3 separate regions of the Mus musculus genome follow, and regions 1 and 2 are each linked to region 3. Evidence: chromatin loops called from intact Hi-C (ENCODE). Cell type or tissue: gastrocnemius. All regions are shown on one strand. Links, peaks and the distances in the headings refer to the core of each region. The heading gives the core; the rest is flanking DNA.

Evidence for each region. A loop is a pair of places that touch in the nucleus more often than their neighbours do. Peaks named below come from ENCODE experiments on the same cell type or tissue, not always from the same donor. Only the 100,000 strongest peaks of a DNase experiment are listed, where the experiment ranks them.
Region 1: it touches region 3 in a loop (5-fold over the local background); 3 of 42 quality-filtered maps call a loop at or near these places.
Region 2: a loop joins it to region 3, with 5 times the contacts of the local background. A loop is called at or near these places in 34 of 42 quality-filtered maps.

The regions. Positions count from the first base shown.
Region 1 is chr4:132,265,549-132,275,672 of GRCm38, reverse strand. Taf12 (TATA-box binding protein associated factor 12) reads right to left here and starts at 1,298. Exons shown (of 6, transcript NM_025579.3): 1 at 1,186-1,298. It overlaps Gm28874 (a long non-coding RNA gene), which reads right to left. Exons shown (of 2, transcript XR_390809.4): 2 at 8,565-9,378. It overlaps Rnu11 (U11 small nuclear RNA), which reads left to right and starts at 5,487; the gene lies at 5,487-5,594. In gastrocnemius, for the core only: CTCF peaks have their summits at 5,193 and 6,581 (motif pointing right); DNase peaks (open chromatin) are centred at 5,227, 5,500, 5,778, 6,068 and 2 more places; H3K4me3 peaks cover 3,047 bases; H3K27ac peaks cover 3,387 bases.
Region 2 is chr4:132,174,266-132,184,389 of GRCm38, reverse strand. No RefSeq gene overlaps it. Among named protein-coding and RNA genes, the nearest start is that of Ythdf2, 33 kb to the left of the region's middle. In gastrocnemius, for the core only: CTCF peaks have their summits at 2,598 (motif pointing left), 3,480 (motif pointing left), 5,615 (motif pointing right) and 6,438 (motif pointing right); DNase peaks (open chromatin) are centred at 3,491 and 5,612.
Region 3 is chr4:132,083,454-132,093,577 of GRCm38, reverse strand. No RefSeq gene overlaps it. Among named protein-coding and RNA genes, the nearest start is that of Epb41, 16 kb to the right of the region's middle. In gastrocnemius, for the core only: no CTCF peak of the experiment used is centred there; a DNase peak (open chromatin) is centred at 4,486.

The sequences.
Region 1 (10,124 bases), core at 1,094-9,093, 180 kb before region 3:
CCAATGCCATACATAATAGGTACTAAAATATTAAAATCCGTTAGAAAAAAATCCCTTCTGAGTTTGAGGGTAGAGATTCTAAAAGCATTTATTCAAATAATTTCAAGCAAGCATCTCTTCTTCGATGTACATGGTAGAGTACTGTATAACCTAAGAATCTGGCTCACAGTGATCCTAATCCCTCTTTGCATCCTCTTTTTCTTAAATGTAAAAGAATTCAAAGTGTTCTTTTGCTGCCCTTCCATCTATGACAGTTTGCTAGTGATATAGAGATCTGTGCTCAACGGGGGCTGAATGGAACAGGGCTTAAGGTACTTATCAAGTATATAACTGAGTTCAAACTGCTTTCAGCTTCACATCTGATTCACAATAATGAAGAAAAACGAAGACGTTTCATGTGGCTTTTCTAGGTTAAGTAACGGACACAAGAAAAAGCCTAAATGCCAAAAGCCAAATAGGCAGCGCCAAGAAGTCTTCCCCCGAATATATATATCCTAATCCTCCGGGTACAGAGAACAGATCGCTAAACCTTTTCAACTTTTCTCCCTTGAAGGCTGATCTCCCAGCCGTTAAGGACCCCCTAGTTCCTTCACTTTTAGGAGCTCGGGTCCTTACATCTCTGTCCCTCCAGAAACTCTTGAGTCTGAAAGCCCGGATCTTGTCCCCAAAGAAGACCCAGTCCTCACTGCCCGCTTCGATTCCCTTTCAAATTCAAGTCTTCTCTGCCTCCTTCTCTAGCTCCAGTCCTCAAGTCTTTGCTGCCCGGTTTCTGAATCCTTAGGAGCTGGGACTTTACTGTCCCGCTTCTGTCTCTTAGGAGCCCGAGTCCTCTCGGGCTCCACTTTTACCTCTCTGGAGCCTGTGTCTTCACGCCCCGTTTCGTTCCTACCCTCGCCTCCTATAAAGTGCGGGATCCTCACCATCCTGTCCCTCTCAGAAGGCTTTCCCTCAGATGCTGCAGAATCCACATCCGTCCCCGTTTCCTAAGTCTCTCATTCAGAGCTCGAGTCCCCAACAGCCGCTGCTTCTGCGAGCCCGAACCCCTCAAGTCCCGTCCCAAGAGCCTGGGCTCCTCAGCCCCGTCTCTTCCACAGCCTAGTTCTTCCAGCACTGACCCGCTGTGGGTCTGGGTCCTGACACCCTCCTCCCGCTCTTCGTCCTCAACTGCCAGGGCCCAAGACTCACAGGCAGCAGCGTCTATCTCCCCATGATATGCGGAGACTGCCCCAGTGAAGCTTTCGTCTCAGCAGCCGGTCCGACTGCGCGGCCCTCCCCAAGCACTTCCGGCACCGCTCCCCGCCTCCAACCCGGAAACGCGCGGCTCTTCCGGCCGCCGGGCGCGCGCCTCACTAGCGCAGGCGCAGATGGTACTACAACACGTGGTAGGACTGTGAGCCCAGCGCCTGGCTTGGCAGGTCGGGCTTTCTGCTCTGTGTGGCTTGCTGGTGGCGTGGGTCTACTCTGCGTCCCCTACCACGGCGTGAATCCCTGTCCTAGATGTTTCTTTACGACTCATCTCTTTCACGAGCGTGACCGGTAACCGACGGCCTCGGAGAGCTTCCAAGTCGCCATTTTTGGTTGGTGCCTTTGTGGTGCTATAAGGATGGGACCGCAGTTCTGCATAGATACCAACTATGGGACTCTCAACCAGCACGAGAACTTGGAGACTAGAGAAGCTGATTGTGCCTATTAGTTAATCTGTAGTCAACATACACTTGGACGAGAGCTGTCTGTGAGGGACTGGTTCAGTCCCTCACTTGGAGTATGTCATGTAATAGTGGAAGAAACGTGAAATTCCTAAGGGATGTAGGTTCTCAACTTGAATTGAAAATTCTTACTCCAAAGCCCGGGCTGGTACAGTAACTGTTAAACCACTAAGCCCTGAGATTTGAGTACTTTTTTTTTTTTTTTTTTTGCTAGGCATGTAAGCAACAGGCAGTTTCAGTCCCCGGCAAGGATTCTTAGTAAAATAGAGATCTCGCAAACGAGTGTATAGAAGTCTGACATCTCAGAGCTATCAACGGTTCCTGCCCATAAAGAATCCATTCTATCTTTGTATCTTCATCCCATTAGGCTCATCCACCCTCTTGGTCCAAAATCCTGGATGCAAGGGCTTAACCATTAAGTGGCAAACTGTTTATAACCTTATTTTTCTTTTTGGATTTATTTTATGCGGAAAAGTGTTTTGTCTGCATTTATATATGTACACCATGTGCATTCCTGGTGCACAAAGAGGTCAGAAGAGGGTATCTGAAGCCTTGCAATTGAAGTTACAGATAGTTGTGAGCCACCATGTGACTGCTGGCATTGACCCAGGCCCTCTGCAAGACTGCCAGGTTCGAGAGAAAGCCACCTCTCAAGCCCCAGCTTTATTTTTCTATCATGGTTCTCAGAGTTTGGCCAATCAGTTTTTGTGCTTGCATCCTTGGATGTACTAAACTGTTTTTTTGTTTTTGTTTTTGTTTTTTGCTGTGTGCTGGGTATATCCTGTTGGGGAAGTCAGTCATCATTGTCCTTAAGAGTTTACAGGCGCTAGGCAGTGCTAGCTCATGCCTTTAATCCCAGCACTTGGGAGGCATGGGCAAGATTTCTGAGTTTGAGGCCAGCCTGGTCTACAGAGTGAGTTCCAGGACAGCCAGGGCTACACAGAGAAACCCTGTCTCAAAAAAACAAGCAAACAAAAAAAAAGACTAGATGAGCAGTAAGGCTGAAGTTTGGTTAGGGGACAGGAAGGGACAGGTGGAAATGGGGGGTGGATTTTATTCAGTGTTCAGTGGAAAGGCATGAAAACTGAGGATTGAGATGGTAATTTGTATTTAAGGAAGCATTGGGTGGATGGGTAGGGTGGATGGGTATCTTGGCTCAAACCATTGGCCCCTACTCTCGGGAGGCAGAGGCAAGTCAGTTTCTGAGTTTGAGGCCAGCCTGGTTTTCAAGCTAGCCACTGCTCCACAGTAGGTGCATGTGTCAAATAAAGTGTGTGGCGATAAATGAACACTTGGATTATAGAAGGGCCCCTTGATGGACAGAGGGTAGCACCACTGGGCTCCTCACCAGTTTCTTTTCTTTTCTTTCTTTCTTTTTTTTTTTTTTTTTTTTTTTTTTGGGGTTTCCAGACAGGGTTTCTCTGAATAGCCCTGGCTGTCCTGGAACTCACTCTGTAGACCAGGCTGGCCTCGGACTCAGAAATCTGCCTGTTTCTGCCTCCCAAGTGCTGGGATTAAAGGCGTGCACCACCACGCCCGGCTTCACCAGTTTCAACTACACCTCTTCCCATTTATGAATCTCCTTTCTTTTGTAGCTCCTACTTTATAAAGGGCAGGGAACTCCATACGTTATTAAAGTGTAATGCCCAACAGTCTATTTTTTTGTTTGTTTGTTTCAAAAGTATTCATCTGCTTCTTCTACACACTCTTTTTAATGTAAGAACATTAGGGGCGGGGGAAGGGCTCACGAGTGGGTAGGAACGTTAGGAACGTGGTGTGCAAATGTAAGGATCTGCATGCCGTCCCCAATATCCTGAGGAAAAGCTGGGCCAGGCTGATGTCAGTAAGCTCTGGGAGCTGAACACGGGGATCTCTGCAACTTTCAGAGTAGAGGACCCTGGAGACAGGCAGCGTAGTGAGAGCTAACATGCACACTTTTTTTTTTTTTTTTAACTTTTTAAATCTTAAAAAGCACTCTGGGAGCTGGAGGGATGGCTCAAGTGGGTTAAGAGCACTGACTGCTCTTCCAGAGATCCTGAGTTCAATTCCCAGCAACCACATGGTGGCTCACAACCATCTGTAATAGGACATGATGCTCTCTTGTGTGTCTGAAGCCAGCTATAGTATATATATATATATATATATATATATATAAAACCAAAGCACTCTGGAGGCTGAAGCAGCAGGCACTCAAGTTCAGCCTGCGCTACCTGATGAAACCCTTGCTAAACTTCCTTCCTTGGAGGAGACATAAAGTCTACATTTGCAGTCCCAGCTGCAACCTGAGGCATGATCCCACCACAGTTCACTCTGGGCAGCCAGTTAGTTTATGTGGCTTATTTACATAGCAAGTGAAGGGTTAAACAGGGGTATGGTTAATTTGTCCCCCCCAAATCTGCACCTTCAAACACATTTTTAGCCTGGACGAATCTTCTATAGTGCATGAATAGAGCACCCTCCCCTACTGTTTTACATGCTATAACCTTTCTTGGATACCACCGACAATTAATAGTCCCACGTGATAGCTTGTTCATTCTAGAGCAGCTGGCTATTCAGTGAGTTTTCTGACTACCCACCCCACCCACCTCTTTGAGAGGGTATACACAGTCAACAAACTGGGATGATCCTTTGCAGGTAGGCTCAACTGAACGCCCCAAGATGGTGATCGCTTAACTCAGGGCCTAAGTCACACAAATCTACCATTCTTTTTGGGGGCGTGCTTTGTCCTTTGATGCAGATTCCTCCAGAAACCCAGGCCGACCAGAAGACAGAGTCATCCTGTAGCAGCCTCCCATGTAAGATTACATGTGCCATTATACTCGGTTCAGTGTTTTGGCTTTTGTTGAAGTGGGGTGTCATGTAGCCAAGGCTGGCTTGGAACTCAACTTGCTGTAATGCTCCTGTGTCAGCCTCCTGATTTACAGGCATGAGCCATCACACTCGGTTTATTTTAATTAATTAATTTATTTATTTTGGTTTTTCGAGACAGGGTTTCTCTGTATAGCCCTGGCTGTCCTGGAACTCACTCTGTAGACCAGGCTGGCCTCCAACTCAGAGATCCACCTGCCTCTACCTCCCGAGTGCTGGGATTAAAGGCGTGCGCCACCACGCCCGGCGGTTTATTTTTAAAACTATCTGATTTCATTGAAATTCAGAATAAATCGCCCCGCCATATGAACACAGAGCGCGTGTCAGCTTTTTTTAATCCCTCCCCATCACCTAGAATCTAGGTCTTTGATGATAAATTTACTCCGTTCTTTGCTTTTACAGACCGTCTCCTGTGTGTCCCTGTCAGAGACCTGAATTCGGTTCCTAGCACCCATATGTTAGAACATAACGTCCAAGTTGGAGGCTACAAGTGGCACTAAATTACACATTATCAGTTTTGACAGGTTGGGGCACCGTGTAACCCTAGTAACTTAGCGAAAGGCTCCTCGAACCCAACATCCCACCTCTAGCTGGGAGCAGCTGTTTTGCACCAGCGCCGCCTACCTCTCCCTCCGCGTCGGCCAGAGCATTCCCAGCAAGCACTGCTCTGATTTGCATATTGACTCACGGACTTTCCTTTACTGCTATACAAAAAACGACACAACAGTTCTCTTTGTGAAGAGCTTTCCCTCAGCCCGAGAAGAATCGATAGTTTGCCTTTTAGCTTCGACAATATACAGTTGAAAGTTGGTTAGACTTTATTTTCACCTTTACCGTAAGATGGGTGGACCGACAATGCCACTGTGCTTCCGAACGCGCTCGAGCAAAAAGGGCTTCTGTCGTGAGTGGCACACGCAGGGCAACTCGATTGCTGTGCGTGCGGAATCGACATCAAGAGATTTCGGAAGCATAATTTTTTGGTAATTGGGCAGCTGGTGATCGTTGGTCCCGGCGCCCTTGAATTTGTTAAATTACAGGAGGAAGCTTTTTTAGTTCATTTTACAAATACTTTCTTGTTAGGTAGATAATACCTTCTAAGGTTATTATCTGGATCTTCTAAGTCTTTTTATCGCTAGCAAGTCTAAGTTTCTGGACTTTGGAATTAGAAGTTAATGTCGTAGGCGGGCATGGTGGTCCACGCCTTTAATCCCAGAGTTTGGGAGGCAGACGCAGGTGGTTTTCTGAGTTCGAGGCCATCCTGCTCTTCAATGTTAGTTCCAGGACAGCCAGGGTTATACAAAGAAACCCTGTCTCGAGAAACAAAACAAACAAAAAAAGAGTAGCTGAGTGCTCTGAGTTGTCTCTCCAGCCCCTTAGCTATTTATTTTCATTTAAATTATTTTTGTTTTATTCGCTTGTGTGCCTGAGTTTGAATTTCCCGGGATTAACAGTTGAAGACTAGGGCTGGTGAGATGGCTCAGCGGTTAAGATTGCCGACTGCTCTTCCAAAGGTCCTGAGTTCAAATTCCAGCAACCACATGGTGGCTCACAACCATCTGTAACGAAATCTGATTCTCTCTTCTGGAGTGTCTGAAGACAGCTACAGTGTACTTACATATAATAAATAAATAAATATTTTAAAAAAAAACAGTTGAAGACTGGTAATGAGCCACCCTGTAGGTACCTGGGATAAAATTTGGGACTCTTAAAGAACAGCCAGTGCTCTTAACCAATGAGCCATCTCTCTAGCCCTGCAACTGACTGCTAAGAGGAGTGGGTATGGCTCTGCTTCACAGGTTAGAAAATTGAGGGTTACATTGTATTATGCAGGCAAAAGGAATATCCCACTTCCAAATGCCTCCCTGGAAGAGTAAGGGAATCATAAAACTTGACTGAAATTTCCTCCTTCAATATAAATTTCTTTTCTTTTCTTTTCTTTTCTTTTCTTTTCTTTTTTTAAGATTTGTTTATTTTATGTAAGTACACTGTCACTGTCTTCTGATACACCAGAAGAGGGCATCAGAGCCCATTCAGATGGTTGTGAGCCACCATGTGTTTGCTGGGAATTGAACTCAGTCATGACTTCTTGAAAAGCCATCAGTGCTCTTAACTGCTGAGACATATTCTCGCCAGCCTTTTTGATCTACATCTCATATGGAGTATTTAAAAAAACTTTATGTCTGGAGTTACATATTTTGGTGTGTATACCTCACATATGTCCATATCCCTTAAAATTTTTTTTTTTTTGTTTATTTTTGAGACAGGGTTTCATCGTGGCTGGCCCTTTTTTTTCTTTGTAGACCAAGCCTGGCCTTAAATTCAGAGATCTGCCTCATGAGTGCTTAGATTTATTTTTGCTTGTGTGTGTGTGTGTGTGTGTGTGTGTGTGTGTGTGTGTGAAGTTATTCTCAGAACCCAAATGGTGGAAGGAGAGGGTGAACCCTGTCACTTGTCTTCTGACCTACATATGCCATCCATGGTGTACCCCTCCAATAAATTAATATAATTAAAAGTCTTTGAAATAACTACTCATATCTACAGATACACAGTTCAGAAGTACTGGACTGCCATTTTGCCCAGCTTATGTTAGCTTTAGAAAAGGATGTGGGGGCTGGAGAGATGGATCCACAGTTATGAGCACTTATTCAGTTCCCAGGACCCAGCACTCCCACCTCCTCTGGTTTCCTTGGTGCATAATACAAATGAAGTATGTATACATGAGTGTAGACAAACACACATAAAGATAAATAAATCATTGTTTAATACTGTCTGGGTGTGGTGGCACTTTTTTTGTTTTGCTTTGTTTTTGTTTTTTTCAGGCAGGGTTTTTCTTTGTGTACCTGTATTAGTCAGGGTTCTCTAGAGTCACAGAACTTATAGATAGTCTCTATATAATAAAGGAATTTATTGATGACTTACAGTCTGCAGCCTGATTCCCAACAATGGTTCAGTAGTAGCTGTGAATGGAAGTCCAAGGACCTAGCAGGTACTCAATCCCACACAGCAAGCAGGCGAAGGAGCAAGAGCAAGACTCCCATCTTCCAATGTCCTTATATTGTCTCCAGCAGAAAGTGTAGCCCAGATTAAAGGTGTGTTCCACCACACCTTTAATCCCAGATGAACTCGGAGATTTAATCTTCTGGAATCCATAGCCACTTTGCCTCAAGATCTCCATACCAAGATCCAGATCAGAAACTTCTATCTCCAAGCCTCCAGATAAGGGTCACTGGTGAGCCTTCCAATTCTGGATTGTAGTTCATTCCAAATATAGTCAAGTTGACAACCAGGAATAGCCACTACAGTACCTGTGTAGTCTTGGCTGTCCCGGAACTCACTCTGTAGACCAGGCTAGCCTTGGACTCAGAAATCTGCCTCCCAAGTGCTGGGATTAAAGGCCACCACTGTAATGGTAGATATCTTTATCCTAGCACTCAGGAGGCAGAGGTAGATCTCTGTGAGTACCAGCTAGTGTTGTATAGTGAGACTCTGTTTCAGGGAAGGCATGAGTGAAAGAACAAAGGAAAACAGAAGAAAAGAAAATGGGGAGTTTTTTTGTTTTTGTTTTCTGTTGGGGAGGTCACAGGCTCAAGGAGCTTACACTCCAAAGGCTCGCCCTGTAAATCAGACTGGACTAGAACATAGAGATCTGCTAGGATTAAGGATTTATGCCAACACACTCAGCTCCAGCTGGCATCCCCACCACCACTTTTCTTTTTGTCTTTTGAGACAGGATTTCTCTGGGTAGCCCTGGCTGTCCTGGAGCTCACAGAGATCCTCCTGCTTCTGCCTCCCAGTGTGGTCCTGACCTGCATCTCCTTTCTCTACACCGGGATGCTGAGGCTGAAACAGAGACTCATAAGCACAGTGCCAGCAGGATTCAATTCTTATCCTTCCTCCTAAGCCCGAAGTCAGCTTTTTCCTTTGATGTTGACATGGCAGATGGGGCAGAGGTGGCTGAGGCAGTGACTAACCTGTCTACATCTACATTAGTCTCAGGGTTCTTTTTTTTTTTTTTCTGTTGCTGTTGTTTTTTGTCTTTGGGGTTTTTTTTCCCCCCATCAATTGGCAGAGCTTCCTCTCTTTCTGATTCTGCCTTCTTTTCTGATTCACATCCCATCTGCTACTAGATTCTGGTTTCTCAAAGTGTGGATGATACAGAAGGGAGGGACAAGCTGTGAGGGGTGGGGAGGGAGGGACAGAGAGTGCAGTAGTTCTTAAGCAACAGATTATTTTGAGAGTTCTGTGTACCAGGGAGTCCTCCGAGACTAATATAACCTGTCTGTCCGAGCCCTCACAGAGAAAGTATGTATTGTGGAGGGAGAACAAGGGAGAGCAAGTCCAGGCAGAAGGAAGCCCTGTTGGATATGGGTGTATCAATCAGAGTTCTCTAGTGTCACAGAACTTATGGGTCGGCTCTAAGGGAATTTGTTATGGTGACTTACAGTCTAGTCCAACTCCCAAACAATGGTCAGCTGTGAATGGAAGTCCAAGGTTGACAAGGCAAGTAGAAGAGTGAATCCCCCTGCCAACGTCCTTATGTAGGTCTCCCAGAAGGTGTGGCCCGGATCAAAGGTGTGTGTCATCACACCTGGATCTAGGACTTGCTTTGTCCCAGATGACCTTGAACTCAGAGATCTCCTTGCCTTAGTCTCCTGGGATTCACAGCCACTCTGCCTCAAGATCTCCATGCCAAGATCCAGGTCAGAAACTTGTCTCTCCCAGCCTCAAAATCTGGATCACAGGTGAGCCTTCCAATTCTGGATGGTAGTTCATTCCAGATATAGTTGACAACCAGGAGTAGCCACTACAATGGGTAAGAACATTAAAAGATGTGGAAGCCGGGTGTGGTGGCGCACACCTTTAATCCCAGTGGGATTGGGAGGCAGAGGCAGGCGGATTTCTGAGTTCAGGACCAGCCTGGTCTACAAAGTGAGTTCCAGGACAACCAGGGGTGTGGGAAGCCGTTGCAGAGTGGCAGTTACAGAGTGGCAGTTACAGAGTGGCAGTTACAGAGTGGCAGTTGGCTACAGCTGGCCACCACACATACATAGCCAGTAAAGGTTCTTTTGCCAAGGTGAGGTTTTGAGAATTGACAAAAGTTAACCAATCAGATGAGAGACAAGTTAACCAATCAGATGAGAGACAAGTTAACCAATCAGATGAGAGACAAGTTAACCAATCAGATGAGAGAGAACGCCTGTCCTAGGCCTATAAAAGCAGCACCAGTTCTGGGCTCGAGGTCTTTTCGCCTCTACAATCAAGCTCTCCCAATAAACGTGTGCAGAAGGATCCTGTTGCAGCGTCGTTCTTCCTGGCCAGTCGAGCGCGCACAAGACAGGGGAACACAGAGAAACCCTATCTTGAAAAGCCAAAAAAAAAAAAAAAAAAAAAAAGAAGAAGAAGGAGGAGGAAGAGGAGGAGGAGGAGGAGGAAGAGGAGGAAGAGGGCAGGTAGACTGAAAAAGGAGTTCAAGTTTTCAAGTTTGGTTCTAAGGACCTGTGGGGCATTAGAAGACTGAATACTTAAAGCAGCAGGGCAGAGAGCAGGCCG
Region 2 (10,124 bases), core at 1,107-9,106, 91 kb before region 3:
AATGTTAGACTCAGGATGGAGATGTAGCCCAATTGGTACAGCACTAGTCTAGTGTGCACAGAACCCTGCACTTGATCCCTAACACCACATAAAACAGCATGGCAGCAACACCTGTACACCCAGGACTGGGGCAGTGAGAGTAGGAAGTTGGTCTTGGTTCTGTAGTGAGTTGGGCCAGCCTGGGCCACGTGAGACCCTGGGGAGCAGGTGATGGTGCTTCCTGTCGGGTGACAGTAGTCTAAAAGCTAGTTCAGGGCTGACCTCAGGCAGCAGCAAAATCCTTTCTCCTGCTGACTAGTGTCACGGCGAGTGTCATAACTGCATTGCAGTGCTTACTTTCCGGTGTTGAAATGAGGGGAAACAATCTTACATTGGTGTCAAGAGTTCAGAGGCTATCAAATTCTGAATATTAACAAAATGCATGAATCTCTCGAGTCTATTCACTTTATTTTTAGTTATATTTGATTGCTTTCTACTCCCAGCATGTCCTATTTTTAAAACTTACTTTTCCAAAAATAATAGAACTTTCTTCTATTCACTCAGCTTCCCTTTAAAATGTTAACATTCTGCATAAACATAATAAAGTTACCCAAACCAGTAAATATCCATAAAGCACTACAGCTAATCTACAGACTTAAATTGTGCCTGTTGTCTTTTTTCTGGTTCGGCATACTATCTAGAATCCCACAGTGCATCCTGCTGCCCCTCTATTTTGGAACATTTAGTTCTTTAGTCCTAGCTTTCTCCACAGTGTTGGGGGTTGAACTTGGACCTTACGTGTGTAAAGTATCCCTCCACAGACTTATGTCTCTGACCTTTATTTGAGGTGGTTTGGCTGAAACTGCAGCCTGGCATTGAATTTGTAATCCTGTCATGGCTTCCCCAGTAGCTGGGAGTAGTACACAGATTGGCACCACTCCTGGCTTTACATATTATTTCTCAGATTGACACTTTTAAGAGTGCTAGCCAGCCACAGAATGTCCTATAGGTTGTGTTTACTCACCCAATAGCACTGATATTAGTTTGAGGTTTTTTTTTTTTTTTTTTTTTTTTTTGACAGGAGACTCACAGTTCATTGTCTTTCAGTGTACTGTATCCATTATATGATGCTGTTGATACTACAGTGACAAACCAGGTAGAGTGATGTCTGCCCGACCTCCGTACAGTTTCCCCTTCGTAGTCACTTGCAGGAAGGAAGGTAATGGAGGCTATTCTCTCTGACCCTAATCTCTGCGTCTGTGGATTGCTACTGACTGCAGCAAATACTACTGTGGATTTGGTCAAATGTTAATTCACTACCTCAATTCCTTCATTTACTAATTATAATCAGTAAGAAGGATGTGGCATGTCTCCGCATTTATTCAGGTATATCATTATAGATTAATATCAGTTCTGTAGTTTATATTGTTGGCTGAATTATCCTAGCTATAATCAATAGAAACATAAAGTGACTCCAGAGTTGGGTTTTGTTTTTTTCTAAGACAGGGTTTCTTTGTAGCCCCTGGCAGTCTGGGGATTAGCTCTGTAGACCAGGCTAGCCTCAATCACAGAGAGAGCCACTTTTAATCCCAAGTACTGGGATTAAAGACGGATAACACCATCACTCCTGCCTGGCTAGTTTACACTTTTTTGGGTTTTTGAGACTGGGTTTCTTTGTTCAGCCCTTGCTGTTTTAGAACTCTGTAGACCAGGCTGGCCTCGCCCAGCCTTATTTTTTTCTTTCTTTTTTAAACATGGTGATTGATTTAGGTAGAGAATTAACAACAGAATGGAGACTTAAACGTTTCACTCCCTCCCCTTCCTAACTGTGTGAGGACAGGGTCTTTGAATTGAAGGGTACTTTTATTTGTACTTATTCTAAACTGGGGTTTAGGATTGGTTTTCATCCTAAAAGAAATTTTTTTTTTTACCTTTAGCATGTTGCAAGTTGTGGTTTCCATTCCTCCAGTGGAGAATGGCAGCAGACTAGTTTTCGGTTCCTTCTTGGCGCTTAGAGAGTGTGGGGATTCACTTGGGTTCTTCCAAAAATGCCCTGAAGATGAGGGTGTAGGCCTTAGGCCTCAGATCCGAGGGGTGCATTCCAAGTTTTCCCCTGCCTTGGGAGGTGAATCAACACAGGCAGCTGTGAAGCTCCTTAACCTGAGGCTCAGGAATCGCTGCTGGAGGCCTTGCAGGTGCAAAATGTGCTTTCCTGAAAAGGCTAAGGGGGGGGTGGTGCGTGGTGGTGATGATTCCACCCGCCTGAGTCCGGAGGCTGCTTCTGGAAGACTCTGGAACTCCCACCGTGTTCTGGTGGCTGCCTCGCTGCTGGACCAGTGCTGCACTCTACTGCAGTTCCAGTCCGTTTAACCTGTAGCCAGGACGGTCCTGGGGGCACAACATGGTCTGCTTCTGCGCTTGCGCAGCCTTCCTAGCCAGAAGACACCTTGTTTGGAAGGCAAAGTTGTCTTTTATCCCTTGATTTATTGTATGTGTGGGAGTTGGCTCTTTCCTCCGCCTTGTGAATCCCGGGATTGACCTGAGGACATCGATCTTGGCCGCTTAGTTATGTGAGAATTCTCAATGCTGAAAGTTGGAAAGCCCCACCTGCTGGCCGAGCTGCCCTGTAACCGATCAGCACCCTCAGGAAACCCCCAATTTTGCTTCTCTGTCCGGTGTTGCTGTCAACGGTTTCATTTCTTCCTGTACTGAATCATTCAATTCAGCCTGTTATTTTGCGCACCCTTGCTGCTCCTGCTGGGAACAGGGGGAAAGAAGGAGGAGAAGAACGCACTGAGTTTAGAGACTGGGGAGAGAGTGCTCAATGAGAGCAGAAAGTGGTACAGCTCTGGAACCCAGCTGATTGGAAAATGGAAGCAGGCAGGTCACAAGTTCAAAGGTCAACATGGCAACGTATGGATACATTCACCTCCTAACTCTCAAAATGCAAAAAAGTCCTCAGCGGTAGAACACTTGCCTAGCTTTTCAGCAAGCCAATATTGAATCCCCAGTATTGTGCATGCGCTGTGTTGGCGAGTCGGATTGTATCTTCCTACAAAATCGTCACAGTTGGACTTCCCAGTGTGGCTTCTCTTTTGGTTTTTATTTTTCGCAGCCTCACCTCTCCCGGTGTTCTGCTCCATCCTCACCCCGTTATGATTTCATCATTGTAAAGAAAAATGGCTGCTGAAGGCAGTGATTTTTTTTTTTTTTAATAGAGCTTTAAATTAATTTCAGGACCAGGAACGATCACTTTAATGAATTATTTGATGTGCTGGAGTGAGAACCTGAGTTAGAGTCCTCAGCACCTGTAAAAAGCTGGATCCCTGCTTTGGGGAGGTGAGGGTAAGAGGATTCCTTGGGACTTATCTTTAATAAATTGCTTTTGCGTGGTGTGGAGAGATGGCTTGATGTTTAAGAGCACTGACTGGCTCTTCCAGAGGACCTGGATTCCATTCCTAGCAGCCATCTGTTAACTCCAGTCCCGGGAATCCAGCAGCGCTCTCTTCTGGCTTCTGCGGATACTGCATGCATGTGGTAATATGCGTACAAACAGCCCAAACATTCCTTTTTAAAATGACATTTGTCAGCAGAGTGGTGGTGCCACATGCCTTTAATCCCGAGTGCTGACTCGGGAGGCAGAAGCAAGTAGATCTCAGAGTGGTCTACCCAGTGGGTTTCAGAAAACCCGGCGTACATATAGAAACCTTGTCTTGAAAAACCAAAATAAATAAATGGCTAAATTATAAATAATTATTACATTTATTGATTTAGTATATATGCATGCAGAGGTCAGCCTTCAAAAGTTGTTTTTGTTTCTTCGTCATGTGGGTCCCAAGTACCCAACTCAGGTAGGCAGGCTTGCTCAGAAGCACCTTTACTGGCCCATCTTGCCAGCCTGGGAGACCTTGTCTTAAGAATAAACTGTAGTTGCGATTTGGGTGGTGTGCTACAGAGTCTCGTTTACTTATTTACCTACTTCCTTCTCTGTGTTTCCTCTCCTGTTCACTCTAACCCCTCAATCAGCTCTCCAGCTCCTCCCAGTGCTGACTCCCAGTCTGCCGGCTTAGCCTGGCAGCCATGGATGATGTTGCTGGTACATTGATCCTTTGTGCATTTGAACCCTGGCAAGGCATCTTTCTTGACATGGAGGGGCACTGTAGCTCTAGTACTTGGGAGATGTAGGGGGATCATGAATTTGACTGAAGCCAGCCTGGGCTACATAATGAAGGCTGCTAGGAGAAGACTGGCTTCCAGGCAGCTATGACAAGCCCATGCCCACAGTGTCACATCTACTTCAACACGGTCACATCTCCTAATAGTGCTACTCCCTGGGCCAAGTATATACAAACCATCACAGGTCAATACATTTAGACAGACCAAATCTGTCTCCTGAACGCTGCAGTGTTCCACTGTCCCCATGGCTATGTCATTAGCCATTTTATTCATGTCTGTGTCCCAACCCCAAATTTTTCCCTGATCTGTTCCACCTCATTAATAACCAATTTGTCCATCTATGTCTACGCTGCTGGTTTTATGCCAGCTGGACACAAGCTAGAGTCATCTGATGGAAAAAAAAATGTTCCCCTAAAGTCAGGCTGGAGGCAAGCCTGTAAGGCATTTTTCTTAACTAGTGATGGGTTGGGGAGGGCCCAGCTCATTGTGGGTGATGCCATCCCTGGGCTGGGGGTCCTGGATTCTATTTTGTATCACTACCTGCCTCTGGGTTCCTGCCTTGACTTTCATCAACAATGATCTGTAAGCCTCTCTGTCTTAGGGTTTTATTGCTGTGAATAGACACCATGACCACTGCAAGCCTTCTACTGGAAAACATTCAATGGGGGCTGCCTTATGGCTGGAGGGGTTTCATGCATTATACTCATGGCAGGAAGGCAGACATGGTGCTGGAGAAGTAGCTGAGAGTTCTACATCTGGATCCGGCAGCAGGAAGAGAGAGATACTGCTCGGCTTGGCTTGAGCCTCTGAAACCTCAAAGCCTTTCTCCCATCCCTTCCTCCAATAAAGCCACACTTACTTCTACAAGGCCACACCTCCCATTAGTGCCACTCCCTTCATACTGTGCAAGTGTGGGGCTCTGAGTTCGAATTTCAGCGCCTGTGTAAAAGACCAGACGTGGTTGAATGTGCTTTTTCTGGAGAAGCAGAGACAGATGGCGCTCTCAATCTTGCTGACCAGCCTAGCTAAATTGGTAAGCCTCAGGCCCCAGTGACTGTCTTAAAAACCAAAGTGGGGCCGGCAGTTTGGCTAAAGGTCCCTGTAGCCTGACATTGCAAGCCTGATGACTAGAGTTTAATTCCCAGAACCACATAAGGGTGGAAGGAGAGAATTTATCTACAAAAGCTGTTCTCTGACTTCCATATGTGTGTTGTGGTACATGAGTGATCCCATCTCTGTCTCTGTATTACACATCACACACACACACACACACAGAGGAACAAAAAGATTTTGAGTGTGTTGTGGTACATGAGTGATCCCGATCTCTGTCTCTGTATTACACATCTCACACACACGCACACGCGCGCGCACACACACACACACACACACAGAGGAACAAAAAGATTTTGAGTTTCCTGAACGCGAGAAACTGGGAACTGTAATACTCCACTATGCCAGTAGGTGGCACTAAAGTAGCATTTCTGAGCCAGCCTCTCAGCCTAGCCTTTGCAGTCTGAGATTTAGTAGCTTGACCAGTGTAGACAGTGTCGCTTAAGCAAATTTTCATTTAGTGACGTCATTATTGTGTGTATTGTGCCCATGAGTGCAGGCATGCAATTTTCAGGGGTTTCTCTCTTCCAGCATGTGATCCAGGCATGTAATTCAGGTAGTCAAAGCTCCGAGGAAGTGTTTCTAACCACCGAATTGTACAAATCCTCAGCCGTCTGTTCGGAGACTGTTTGTGCGTTTGTTTTTTGAGATAGGGTTTCTCTTTGTAGCTCTGTCTGTTTAGGAACTCTCTCTATAGACCAGGCTGGCCTCGAACGCAGGGATCAGCTTGCCTCTGCCTCCTGACTGCTGCGATTAAGCGTGTGCCACCACTGCCCGGCTCTGGGACTTTTAAGAAGAGACGCAGATTGGCCAGGAAGACTGTAACCCCAAAGGGCGATCAACTCTATAAGAAAACACGTGTTGTTCTGCCATTGGGAGCTGGAGAAAGGCAGGTTCCACTTGCTTGAGGCAGTTGGGGAAGGTTCACAGAGGTGAATGGGCTAGGGATATAGCAGAGTGCTTAAGGGGCCTAGAATTTGGGAGACCTTAATTGGTTGGAGGATATTGTAGGTCAAGAGAACGTACTCTTAGCCTGAATTTGGTGGCAGAGAAAGAGAAATGGAGGAAAAAGTCCTTCTGGTGAATATATATATATATATTTTTTTTTAAATTAAAGATTTATTTATTATATGTAAGTACACTGTAGCTGGCTTTAGACACTCCAGAAGAGGGCGCCAGATCTCATTACAGATGGTTGTTAGCCACCATGTGGTTGCCGGGAATTGAACTCAGGACGTTTGGAAGAGCTGTCAGTGCTCTTAACCGCTGAGCCATCTCTCCAGCCCCGAGAATATATTTTGAGTCTTATGTGCACTTGTGTCTCTGTGTGTTTTTGTATGCGTGCATGCGCACACGTACCGTGTTTGAGTGATGTGCACACCCGTATGTGCTCATGGAACAGGGTAGGGCACTGGGTGTCCTGTTCCATCACACTCTGTCTTACTTCACCTTATTTCTTTGAGACAGGGTATCTCACTTGGAGCTAGTGAGCCCCAAGGGTCCAAACTGGCCCCCACATCAGGCAATCCTTCTGTACTAGTCCTGAGCACTACGCTACTACACAGTTTATTTTTATGGTGCTCTAGAACGGACAGAAGCAATCTATGGTGACAGAGGATAGAAGATTGGTCCCAGCTAGACAGTGAGTGGGGGTGGGGCAGAGGGACCTCTCTGGAGTCTTGATCTGAGACAGCACCTGAACATGGGCAATGGTACCCAACATATGCTTCAGGCCGTGAGTTCAATCCCCATCGTTTGGAAGGAAAAAAAAAAACATTTGTTCAGGGTATATGTGATTTACTGCTTAGAAATTATATGGGGTGTGTGTGTGTGTGTGTGTGTGTGCTAGAGAAGTTTCTAGAAAGGAATAGTTTCATCCAGGCGGTGGTGGCGCATGCCTTTAATCCCAGCACTTGGGAGGCAGAGGCAGAGGCAGGTGGATTTCTGAGTTCGAGGCCAGCTTGGTCTACAAAGTGAGTTCCAGGACAGCCAGGGCTATACAGAGAAACCCTGTCTCAAAAGAAAAAAAAGAAAAGAAAAGAAGAGAAGAGAAAAGAAAAGAAAGGAATGGTTTCTTCTAGCTCAATATCAAGAATGACAGGGCAGACTCGTAGCGGGAGAAGGAACTGCAGGGGAGAGATTGAGGCAAAGCAGCTAATGGCGCGCGTGCACATTTAAATGCCCTGCAATGGAGTCGGAAATCATCAGGAAATGTCTTTGGAGAGTATTTGCTGTCTGTTTACAATGAAAAAAAAAAAAAGCCAACAATGTTGGAATTACATAATGGCACAGGTCGTGGTGAGCGAGGTGATTAAAAGTGTACCATGAGTGCTCTATTTAGGGGCCTTACTGCTGGCTCTCTGGCCCTTCATCCCCTTCAGCTAATGGGATTGCGAGCTGTTTTTCTGGTTCTTTTCTGTGGGAGGCGACTGGATGATGGGAGGGGGCGCCAATGGGGAGATGTCAAGTGGAACGATGAATCACTCTTCTGTCGGGCTATGGGGTTCACAGAGCACCCTGTGCACAGGACCTCACAGGGGTAGCATGCAGGAGGGAGGCGAGGAAGCCGTCGGGGCCACCAACACCATGGCTGCAACATAAATGATCCACAAACTGAGCCTGGGGATGGAGATGGTTATTCAGGTCACAAAGCCAAAGAGAAAGCTGGAGTGATGTCCAAAAAACAGGCTTCTCTGAGCCCCTGTACCGTAGGACGTGGTTCTGCAGAGCTTACTTGATTGATTGATTTATCTATTTATCTATTTATTTATTTTGACCCCTCCCCCCAAGACAGGTTTCTCTGTGTAGCCCTGGCTGTCCTGGATTTGCTTTGTAGACCAGGCTGACCTTGAATTCATTGAGATCCACCTGCCTCTGCCTCCCTAGTTCCGGGATTAAAGGCATATGCCATCACACCTGGCTAAGATTTGTTTTTTATTATTATATTTTATATGTATTTGTACAGGAGCCTGCAGAGGCCAGAAGAGGGTCTCCCATCCCCAGAATTGGAGTTGCAGAAGGTTGTGGGCCACTATATAGGTGCTGGAAACTGCCCCTGGGTTCTCTGATAGAGCAGCCAGTGCTCTTATCTTTAAGCCAATTCTCCAGCCTTAATTTTGCTTTCTGAGATATTAGGGATGAAAGCAAATGCTCTATTATTGTGCCCTGCTCCTACCCCCAAATTACCTATTTTACAGTTACATTTGAGCATGATCGTAACTTTTGATTTTTTAAAGATTTATTTGTTTATTTGTATGCATGTTTTGTTTGCCTGTACAACTATGTCTATGAAGAGGACATCAGATTTCATGGGACTCCAGTTATAGACTATTGTGAGCTGCCATGTAGGTGCTGGGAATTGAATCCAGGACCTGTAGACAAATATCCATGAAGTCTGTCTGTCTGTCTATCTATCTATCTATCTATCTATCTATCTATCTATCTATCTATCTATCTATCTATCTTTCTTTCTATCTATCTATCTATCTATCTATCTATCTATCTATCTATCTATCTATCTATCTCTAGATATCTATCACCTCCTAGTGCCATGCCTTCCTTGAGGGGCTCAGGTGTGAGGCCACAACAGTGTCCTGAACACAGCCACTTTCTGTGCCCTACAAAAACCAGCATGCCTGATGGCCGCGCACCCACCCTCCAAGGCCACCAGTCACTTTTATATCTGTAGGTGAGCCAGATGGCCTCCTATACCACCCCTCTATACCTTTATAATTATCTATCTATCTATCTATCTATCTATCTATCTATCTATCTATCTATCATCTATCTACTTATCTACCTACCTACTATCTGCTTGCCTGTGAATATATGTGCATATGTGGCATATGTGTATGTATACCTACTTGAGTATATGTGTATGTATTTATCTGTATGTATATATGTATGTATGTATACATACCTAAGTGAGTATATGTACATATGTGTATATATGTATCTGGACTCCTCCTGGAGGGTATCAGGTGTCCTCATCTCCCAGTGTCTATTCCTGAGGGTTCCATGAACCTGGAACTCCAGTTTTCTCCCCTAGGCTTGAAGCTCAGCTGAGTAGCAGGAGACCCGGGTACCCCGCCTGCCTCATGGGGGCTGGGGTCCCCAGGGTTCATGATTCATGTGCATTGCTGTCCTGCCTGCATGTATGTCTGTGTGAGGGTGTAAGATCCCCTGGAACTGGAATTATAGGCAGTTGTGAGCTGCCATGTGGGTGCTGGGAATTGAATCCAGGTCCTTTAGAAGGACAGCCAGTGTTCTTAACCACTGAGCCATCTCTCCAGTCCCCTATATACGTGTTTTTAATCCCTGCACTAGAACCATCAATCGGTAAGAACACCTTCCTCCTTTTTTTTTTTTTTTTTTAAGACAAGGTTTCTCTGTGTAGCCCTGGATATCCTGAAACTCACTCTGTAGATCAGGCTGCCTCAAACTCAAAGATCTGCCTGCCTCTATAGTGCTGAGATTAAGGTATGCGCCACCAATGCCACCACCATCTGGCCACCATTACATGTTTTTAATCTCTGAGCCATTTCTCCAGACCTTTTTTTTTTTTTTTTTTTTTTTTTTTTTTTTAAGGATCTCATTTTGCAGCTTAGGTTGGCTGGGAACTCTATAGCACAGGCTAGCCTCAAGCTTGACTTCCTTTTGCCTCAGCCTCCTGAGTGATGGATCACAGTTGTGTACCACTGTCTCGGAGTCACTCTTGGGAACTTTGTAAATGTCAGCTGCTCCTGCGAGACTCAGGAAGAAGAACTTTCAGGGAAGGGCTTTGATGACTGGGTTATCCATGGGGAAAGCCGCTGTGGAGTGGACGCTGGCCATCCACAGAGGAGTGTCCTCTGGCTGCC
Region 3 (10,124 bases), core at 1,304-9,303:
CATGGGATGGTAAGTTCAGTGCACGATGGAAGGCATGGCTTGCAGGGAGCTTTAGATTTAGGAAACCAGCTTATTTTGTAAGGTATAGAGACTTAGTAACAATGTAGTTCCGGAAAGCATGGGGGGCGGGGCAGGGGAGCAATTCAACTCCCTCTACCCATCCTATCTCCTGGAGTTCTTGCTAGCCCTGCTGGTTACTAAGTAACTCTGGGAAAGACTCTCCCTTGACCTATATCTGCCGCTCCACCACTCATGACTCAGCCTTAGGGGCCTGGGAAATGAGCATCCAGGCAGATGTCAAGAGCCCTCTGAGCAGACTGTTAGGAGGGCCAGCAGCTGTCCAGGGTGGGGTGGGGCTGTTTCTTTGGCCTCACCCTGCACACCCGGACCAAGGAGATGTCACAGGGGCCTGTTAGCGCTTTCTGGAGCTAGTCGCTTCCCACCAAGGCCGGGAAGGACGACTCTGAAGGAACATGTGAAGGTACACGTTTGCACAGCAGGTCTGAGAACGTGTACCAGAGGAGTCTTCCGTCTGTGCCTCGAGCCGGTCCTCTGCCACAGGGCTCCATACCCAGGTGGCGCCAGGAGAGAGCGAGCCTCCCAGTGCAGACAGGCCTGAGAGCCCACGTAGGCCCACCACTGCTGCTCAGAGGAACTGAGGAGCTGTTTGGGACAGGAGATTTCTGGTTTCTGTCTGTGCCACAGAGCTATATACACAAATACTGCCAGGAGAGATGGTCTCCCAGGAGTGCCTACACACCTGCAAGCACAGGTAAGATCACCACTTTTCTTCAAATTCCTGACCCAAGAGGGACCCTCTCAGAGCCATCAGAACACAGGAACCAAGGATCAGCTGGGGACAGGATCCTTCTGGTTTCTGTCAGCACCCCAGAGCTGGCCCTGAACCACAGCTCTCCATACCCAAATTCCTCCTGGAGAGAACTGGTCTCCCAGGAGGACTGACACAGAGGCTTGTAGGACAGACAAGCCACAGCCAGAGACAGCAAGACCGCTAATACCAGAGATAACCAGATGGCGAAAGGCAAGCACAAGAACGTAAGCAACAGAAACCAAGGCTACTTGGCATCATCAGAACCCAGTTCTCCCACCACAGCAAGCCCTGGTTACCCCAACACACCGGAAAAGCATGACTCTGATTTAAAAATCACATCTCATGATGATGATGATGATAGAGGACTTTAAGAAGGACATAAACAACTCCCTTAAAGAAATACAGGAGAACATAGGTAAACAGGTAGAACTCCTTAAAGAGGAAACACAAACATCCCTTAGAGAATTACAGGAAAACACAAACATACAGGTGAAAGAACTGAATGAAACCATCCAGGATCTAAAAATGGAAATAGAAACAATAAAGACATCACAAAAGGAGACAACCCTGGAGTTAGAAAACCTAGGAAAGAGATCAGAAGTCATAGATGTAAACATCACCAACAGAATACAAGAGATAGAAGAGAGAATCTCAGGTTCAGAAGATACCATAGAAACATTGACAGAACAGTCAAAGAAAATGCAAAAAGTTCCTAGCCCGAAATATCCAGGAAATCCAGGACACAATGATAAGACCACACTTAAGGATAATAAGCATAGAAGAGAGTGTGAACGTGTGCCAGTTCATGAAAACGTGTGTACAGTAATTTCTTTTGTGTGCCCCGAGAAAGATGTCTGTGCAATGAGTCTGAGCCTGTTTCTTTTTTGTACGCCTTTAATCCCAGCACTCGGGAGGCAGAGGCAGGCGGATTTCTGAGTTTGAGGCCAACCTGGTCTACAAAGTGAGTTCCAGGACAGCCAGGGCTATACAGAGAAACCCTGTCTCGAAAAAAAACAAAAACAAAAACAGAACAACAAAAAAATTATGAGGAAGCCTCTGCTGTGGACGCAGTGAGACAGCAGCTGGGCATGACACCTGAGGCACATTCTGTCTTCAACGATGACCTCATTGGCCCTTTTGGGATGGGTGAACTCTAGAGATCCAAGTTGGAAGCTCTTTGCCTGACTCCTCAGGCTTCCACTGTAGGGAGAGGACTGCAAACCCTGCTCAGAGAAGTGGGACAGAGTGTGCAGCCTCCTGCCTTATGTCAGCTTCACGACTTTCTGAGGTCAGCTACACCACCCTGCTATCAGGGTCCCCACCTGACCTCCTGACCAGCACTAGGAACATAGTGCCTGCTTTTGCCAAGAGAAAAAGGAAGCTGGGTGCCCTTAATCCCAGCACTCAGGAGGCAGAGGCAGAGGCAGAGGCAGAGGCAGAGGCAGAGGCAGAGGCAGAGGCAGAGGCAGAGGCAGAGGCAGAGGCAGAGGCAGAGGCAGAGGCAGAGGCAGAGGCAGAGGCAGAGGCAGAGGCAGAGGCAGAGGCAGAGGCAGAGGCAGAGGCAGAGGCAGAGGCAGAGGCAGAGGCAGAGGCAGAGGCAGAGGCAGGTGGATCTCTGTGAGTTCTGGTCTAGTCTGGTCTACAGAGTGAGTTCCAGGATAGCCAGGGCTGCACAGAGAAACACTGTCCCAAAAAACTAGAGTCTCTCTCTCTCTCTCTCTCTCTCTCTCTCTCTCTCTCTCTCACACACACACACACACACACACACACACACACACACACACACACAAGTGGGAAGAGACTCTAGGGCTTATTTCTTCTTTGAATAACATATATCAGGTTCCGTGGCCCCATTTTAAAGTAATTTGTGCTTGGGCCAGACACAGTGGCACATACCTGTTATTCCAGCACATAGAGGACTGAGAGGCAGGTCAAGCCAGCCTAGGCTGCATAGTGAGATTATATCTCAACACACACACACACACACACACACACACACACACACACACACACACACACACACACACGAGGGCTGGTGTAGTAGTTCAGCTACCACATCTAAAACCTGATTTAATCCCTGGAACTCGAATGGTAGAGAGAATTGACTCTCACAAGTTGTACTCTGGCATCCACTTATGTACCATGGTATGTCTCTGTCCCCTCAACAAGTAAATAAATAAATAAATAATGTAAGTTTAAGACGATCTGGAAACATGGCTCAGTGCTTTAGAGCAATTGTTACTTTTGCAGAGGACCTGAGTTGAGTTCCCAGCAGCCATGTGTGGTTCATAACCATCTATAACTCCAGCTCTAGGGAATCCGACTACGTCTTCTGGCCTCCTCAGTCACCAGCACACACGTGCTGTACAAACATGCATATTGGCGAAACATTCATACACATAAAATTAATCTTAAAAATTTTAAATTGAAAAAAGAAAACATGTGCATAGACTTTCTAAAAGATTTAAACCTAGGCATAGTGGCACATGTCTTTAATCTCCGCAACTGGGAGGCAGAGGCAGGCAGAGCTCTGTGAGTTCAAGGCTAACCTAGTTTACATAGTGAGTTCCAGAACAGCCAGCCAGAGGTACATAGTGAAACCTTGTCTTACACACACACACACACACACACACACACACACACACACACACACACACTATGTATATATATGTATGTGTGTGTGTGTAGCTAGAGAGACAGCTTAGCAGTTAAGAGCATTGGCTGCTCTTGCAGAGAAGCTGGGTTCAATTCCCAGCACCCACATAGTGGCTCACGGCCACCTGTAAACTCCTGTTTCAGGAGACTGATTTCCTCTTCTGACCTCCACAGGAATCAGGCATACACGTGGCAAACAGACAAGACATCAGACATGCAAGGCAAAACATTCGTATAAATAAAAGCACACACACACACTAAAGTAAATATATATATTAAAAGTATATATATATTTTAATAGAATGTGTTCATTAGAGAAATGAGAAACCCGATAAAAATGGAAAACAAAGAGATACATAAATCATTCACTAGTCCATTAACATTTGGGTATGTTTCCTTGCCAGATTCACCCAGGTGTCTCCAGGGCACCCCAGAACCCTCTGAAATGGGGCATTAACTACATCTTACCGCAAGATCATGAACCTTCATCACATGTTTCAAGGTTGCGGGTATCAAAAACTCCAAGAGGTGCCACGCAATCACATAAAAATATAGTCACATGCGGGGCAGTGGTGGCGCACGCCTTTAATCCCAGCACTTGGGAGGCAGGCGGATTTCTGAGTTCGAGGCCAGCCTGGTCTACAGAGTGAGTTCCAGGACAGCCAGGGCTATCCAGAGAAACCCTGTCTCGAAAAACCAATACACACACACACACACACACACACACACACACACACAAACACACACACACACTTGCGTGCACACACAGTCCAGACTTCGCACATACATTCCCCATACTTTGGGTACATTTTGTTCTCATGCAAAAATTCACTCTTGGCTTTTATTCCTTTACACCTACTAACGTGTGTCAATGCTACAGACATGTATACGCACTCTGTACGTCACTTCTCACCAGGTGCGTGTTGGCACACTTAAACAGTCCAACTACTTGAAGAAATTTAAGAGGAGCTGCCTAACGTCACAGACACTGCTGCCACCTACAGGCCATCTCTTGCACTTGCGCCCTTTTTCAGCTTTTCCATTCTGACAACTCTGTTCCCAGACTGATGGCCTCATCCCTGGAGCTGTTGGCTCCTAATAAACATGTTAATTGAATGAACCAAAAACATTTAGTTTTCTTCCCTATTTTTTTTTGATGACAGGGTCTCATGTGTCTCAGTGTAGCCAAGACTAATGAGCCACCACCCTCAGCAAAACACTATTTTAAAATTGTCTGCCTATCTATCTATCTATCTATCTATCTATCTATCTATCTATCCATCCATCCATCCATCCATCCATCCATCCATCCATCCATCCATCCATCCATCTATCTATGTATCTATCTAATATATTTACCTATTATCTATGTATATCTATTTATCTATGGATCAATGTATCTATTGATCATGTTTGTCTATCAAGCCTAGGACTATGCACACCTGGCAGGCATTCTCTCAGAGAACTATTATACCACCAGCCCTAAAAATACTTTGAAATGGAGTATTTTGTTGTTTTTGCTTGTTTTTAAGCAGACTCTAAAGCGGGCTTACTAGGAACCTGAACTCACAAGCTCCTCCCACCTCAGCGTCCTGCCTCCTGCCCAGTTACTAAATTAGGGTTGTTGGCAGGCTAATTTAGGGTGCACCTGAAGTGGGTATTCTTACAGTGGGAGGAAGGAGGCTAGGAGGAGGGATGTGGAGGAGAGTAAGAGGTAGTGATGGGGATGTGGTTATGAACATATTACAGGACACACTCATGTGAAAATGTCACGATGACTTCCACCTATGTTTGAACTTTTCTCTGTAGCATCTTACGTAGCCCAGACTGGCCTCAAATTTTATGTAGCTGAGGGTAGCCTTGACTTTCGGATCTTCCTGCATCCACAGCCTGTGCTCTGGGTCACAAGGCCATACCTGGATAGCAACCAGATCCACGGCTCCATAGCACGCCTACTGAGTTACATTCTCGTCCTGGAGTCTGCTGTTTTATTTTTTATTTTATTTTATATGTATGGTTGTGTCTTTCTTCTTTCATTTCCTTTCCTTTTCTTTTTTTTTTCCTTTCCTTTTCTTTTGCCTGAGTGTATGTCTTCACACCATGCCTGGTGCCTTTGGAAGCCAGAGAAGGCATCAGGTCCCCTGCATTTGGAGTGACCGGTGGTTATGAGCCAGCTTGTGGGTACTGGGAATTGAGTCCAAGTCTCTGGAAGAGCACTTGATACTTTTAACTGCCGATCTGTCCCTCCAGCTCCCAAAGCTCATTGTTTTGTATTTTACTTTAAATGGAAATTTTAAAGGGAAAAAGTGGGGTTTCATTCATTCATTCATTCACTTTACATCCCAATATCAGCCCCCCTCCCAGTACCCCCTCATGCAGATTCTCTCCCCATTCCACTGTCCCCTTCTTTTTTGAGTCCCTCTCTGGGTGTCTTCCCCCTTCCCCCCACCCCCTTCCCTTGCATATCAAGTCACTGCTGGACTAGGTGTGCCCTCTCCCACTGAGGCAGACCAGACCAGACAGTCCACTTACGGGAACAGTTTCCACATTGTTGGTTTTTGAAACAAGGTGTTTGTATCCCAGCTGGGCCTTCAGCTTGCTAATTAGCTGAGGATGGCCTGGAAGTGCTGACCCTCCTGCCTCTATCTCCTTAATGTTAAGATTATAGGCATATACCACCATGCCTGGTTTTATTCGATGCTGGTGATCAATCGTGGAGTGTAGCACATTCTAAATAAGCATTCTACGAACTGAACTAACTACTTCCCAGCCCCAAACAAAGTATTTGTAACAAATGGGGAGGTAGAGGAAGCAAAGAGGGGAAGCGACTTGCCCAAAGTCACCCAGCTGCTTCTGATACAATGGTGCTCTGAACAGAAAGAGGCCAAGCTGAGAACTTTTGCTGAGACTCCCATGAAGCACAGTCAAGATCTCCTCTCCTAGAAGGTCAGGAGACACACTTACAGGAGGATGAGAGCAACCGGGAGGGATGGTTTCCCAAGAGGGCCTCTTTCTCCTAGACTGCTTCCTCCAACTTACTCAGTCAACCATGGGCATAGCTTATGGTGTGCTAGACTGTTCGTGGACTAAAGCGAAGCAGTGAGCAAACCGACGAAGCCCCGCCCCTTTCCTCCAGTCCATGCAGACGGGCCCCTTCCTCGGTACCCTACTCCCAAGGGCTGTCCGGACCCCTTGGATTTCTCCTTACCACCTGGCTTTGCAGAGCGGGTGGAGGGTCCAGGTGGAAGAGTAGGGAGAGACAGAGTAGGAACGGGCAGTGATGGTTCAATCCCCACCATCCCGCATGCAAACTGAGCAAAGAGAACGTCAGACCTGAAAGTCCAGCAGACTGAATCTGTTGGACCCCAAATATGGGGACCCCCACTCTAGTCCAGGGACAGGAAGCACCCACGAACACAAGAATCCTCTCTTGTTGCAAGACGCAGGAGGCTTTATTGGCAGAGCTCCAGGCCGACACATACCTCACACAGGAGGCAGGGGAGTCGACCCTGGGGCTTCGAAGCTAGGGGTTTTTAAAGAAGCAAAGGGCTAGGAGTACAAGGAATTTTGACAAAGGCACGGGATTGGTTCTTTAACAGAAAGATTACAGGTCAGCAAAAAGGGGCACCAGGGCTTTGTTCCTGTGGGCTGGGGGCTTATCTTTGTTCACATAACAACCAGTAACCAGTTGATGTATGGCTTTACCCGGCGCCAAGGGGTAATAGACAGAGGGGAGGTTCCGGCCAGGTGGTGCTGACTCAGACAAGATAGCCCTGCTTGTCCTCGGATTGAGGGGAGGTTCTGGCCAGATGGTGTCGACCCAGATAATGTAGCCCTATTTGTCCTTGAATACCTTTTTATCTTTACAGTCAAGGTGTTCTTAGGAATGCCTTAACAACAGCCCTGCCCTGGCATGCCTGGGGGCTGTTCTGCTTTGTTCTCAGTCCCAGGCCGGGGCCGTGGAGCTCTTAAACAAGTTACAACATTCCATCTTCCTTCAAATCCAGTCTTGGTTACAACATAATCTGTAAGCTTGGTCCAGTTTTCTTCTCTTGCCTGCCCTCACTTTTCTGATTAAAAAAAAATTTTTTTTAGAGTTGGAGAGATGGCTCAGAGGTTAAGAGCACTGACTACTCTTCCAGAGGTCCGGAGTTCAATTCCCAGAAACCACATGGTGGCTCACAGCCATCTGTAGTGGAATTCGATGCCCTTTTTTGGTGTGTCTGAAGACAGCTACAGTGTACTCTTCTATACAAAGTAAATAAATCTTATGAATATTTTTTAAAAGATTCATTGTATATATATATAGTTTGTTTGTTTTTGTTTTCATGAGACAGTTTCTCTGTGTAGCCCTGGCTGTCCTGGAACTCACTCTGTAGATCAAGTTAGTCTCTAACTTAGAGATTTTTCCTGTCTCTGACTCCTGAGTGCTGGGATTACCACCACCGGGCCTTTTCATTTTATTTTTTTGTGCATCCCATGTGGGCTTGGTCCTTAAGGACATCAGCTCTCCGGGAACTGGAGTTACAGATGGCTTTGGACCACCATGAGGGTGCTGTGAATTGAACCTCAGGTCTGATGTGAGGGCAGCGGGTACTCTCACTGAGCCTTCTCTCCAGCCCACTTTTCTCAATTGTTAAAGCTAAGAGCTGGGACTGGAGCAGTAGACCCTGTTCTGTTTCTCTGCAGGGGCAGGGGAGACGAAAGGGGCAGGCAGAGGACAGAGACTCCTTCACTACCCACCCCTGCGTGCCTGCGTACCTACCACTTCGTGCAAAGCAGACTACTTCTCTTTTTCCTGCTCAGGGCTTTGGTGGTTTAGAAATTTGACAGGCAGGGCCAGTAAGATGGCTCAGTGGATCAGCAGGCTGAGGTGGCTCACGCCTTTAATCCCAGCTGAGGCAGGCAGAACTCTGATTTCGAAGCCAGCATGGTCTACAGAGTGAGTTTCAGGACAGCCAAGGCTACACAGAGAAACCCTGTTTCAAAAACAAAAACAAAAACAAAACAAAACCACCCATATATATATGTGTATATGATGTATATCTGGATAAAGGCATTTGCCACCAAGCCCAATGACCTGAATTGGGTCCCTGGAACCCACATGGTGGGGGAAGAGAACTGACTCTTGGAAATTGTCCTCTGACATCTACATCCACCCATCCATTCACTCTCAAAATAAATAGATTAAAAAAAAGTCTCTGGAAGAGTTAGATGGGTGTGTTGATGGCAGTATATTTTAATATTCTCAGCACTTGGGAGGCAGATGCAAGAGGACCAGGGGTTCAAAGCCAAATAGTAAGTTTGAGGCCAGCATGGGCTTTATGCTTAAAACAAACAAATAAGTAAACAAAAACAAACAAAAAACCACAACTAACTATCAGGTCTTTTGAGACAGTTGGGGGGTCTAACACTTTGAGTTTTGGAGATAAGGTCTCAAAATTTAGCCCATACTGACCTCAAACTTGAAACAATTCTCCTACCCAACTCTACTTAACTTTAAGTTCCTCTCTGTGTGTGTGTGTGTGATGTTGAAGTCTATATCTGTGTGGATGGGTGCACATGTATGTATGCGTATACAAGTCAGAGGACACCTGCAGACATACTCCATGACATGCACATGACCCCTCTCCCACAATAAATAACTAGTGCGACAACTAAAAAGGCATGTCCATTTGTTCTGACCACAGAGACAACACCAACAAACTGCCAGTGCTGCAGGGTCTCTGCCAACAGTTCTGTCATACCTGGGGAGACAGGTCCTCCTGACCTGGAATAGGGTAGAACAGAGGGTCCAGAAGAGCTACCTGGTGTCAAAGACCAGCCTGTTCTCTGAGGAAGGCAGGAAGATGTTGTTTTGGGGACTAAGTTGCTCACTCTCAGTAATTTTTTTCTTTCTTTAACTCTTTGTTATTCTGAGGCCATAAAGCCCCTGGCTTCTGGCAATTAACTCCTGCTGATAACAGCAGGGGGCTAAGAAAAGAAGTTGAGCTCTTTTCTCTCTGCTTCAGGGGCCCTTAGCTGACCAGGCAAGAGGCTTGGAGTTCATTAACTCTTTGTGAGCCAGAGAGAAAAGAAAAGTAAGAAAAAAGTCTCTCTCTCTCTCTCTCTCTCTCTCTCTCTCTCACATACACACACACACACACACACACACACACACATACACACACACTTTGGCCAGGCCTGACCACCTGTTTCATCAATTCCACAGGTGTTCATGTATGCACGCATGCATACATACATACATACATACACACACATATACATACACATGTATGTACGTACATACATACAGACATATACATAAATACGTTTGGTGGATAGGGCGGAGCTCCAAATGCCACATTTATTTTTTTTCCTCTCTGGAAATTTATACCTTCTTAGACCAAAGTTCCTCATAGATACAATGTTACACAAAAGGGGAGTTACAAAAGGATGTCAACAGTTCAAAGCAGTGCTTCTTTCTACAAGCTCATTATAAGTTCAAAGCAACAGTTTCCCATGGCCTTGCTTTATCCTAGTGCACACCTGTGGCTTCATCCTTGGACCTGGCCTAGGATGAATGTTTTCTCTTGATCACAGATTTGCCCCAAGCCTATTTATTTTCTTAGTGCAATTTATGAAAGCTCACTGTATT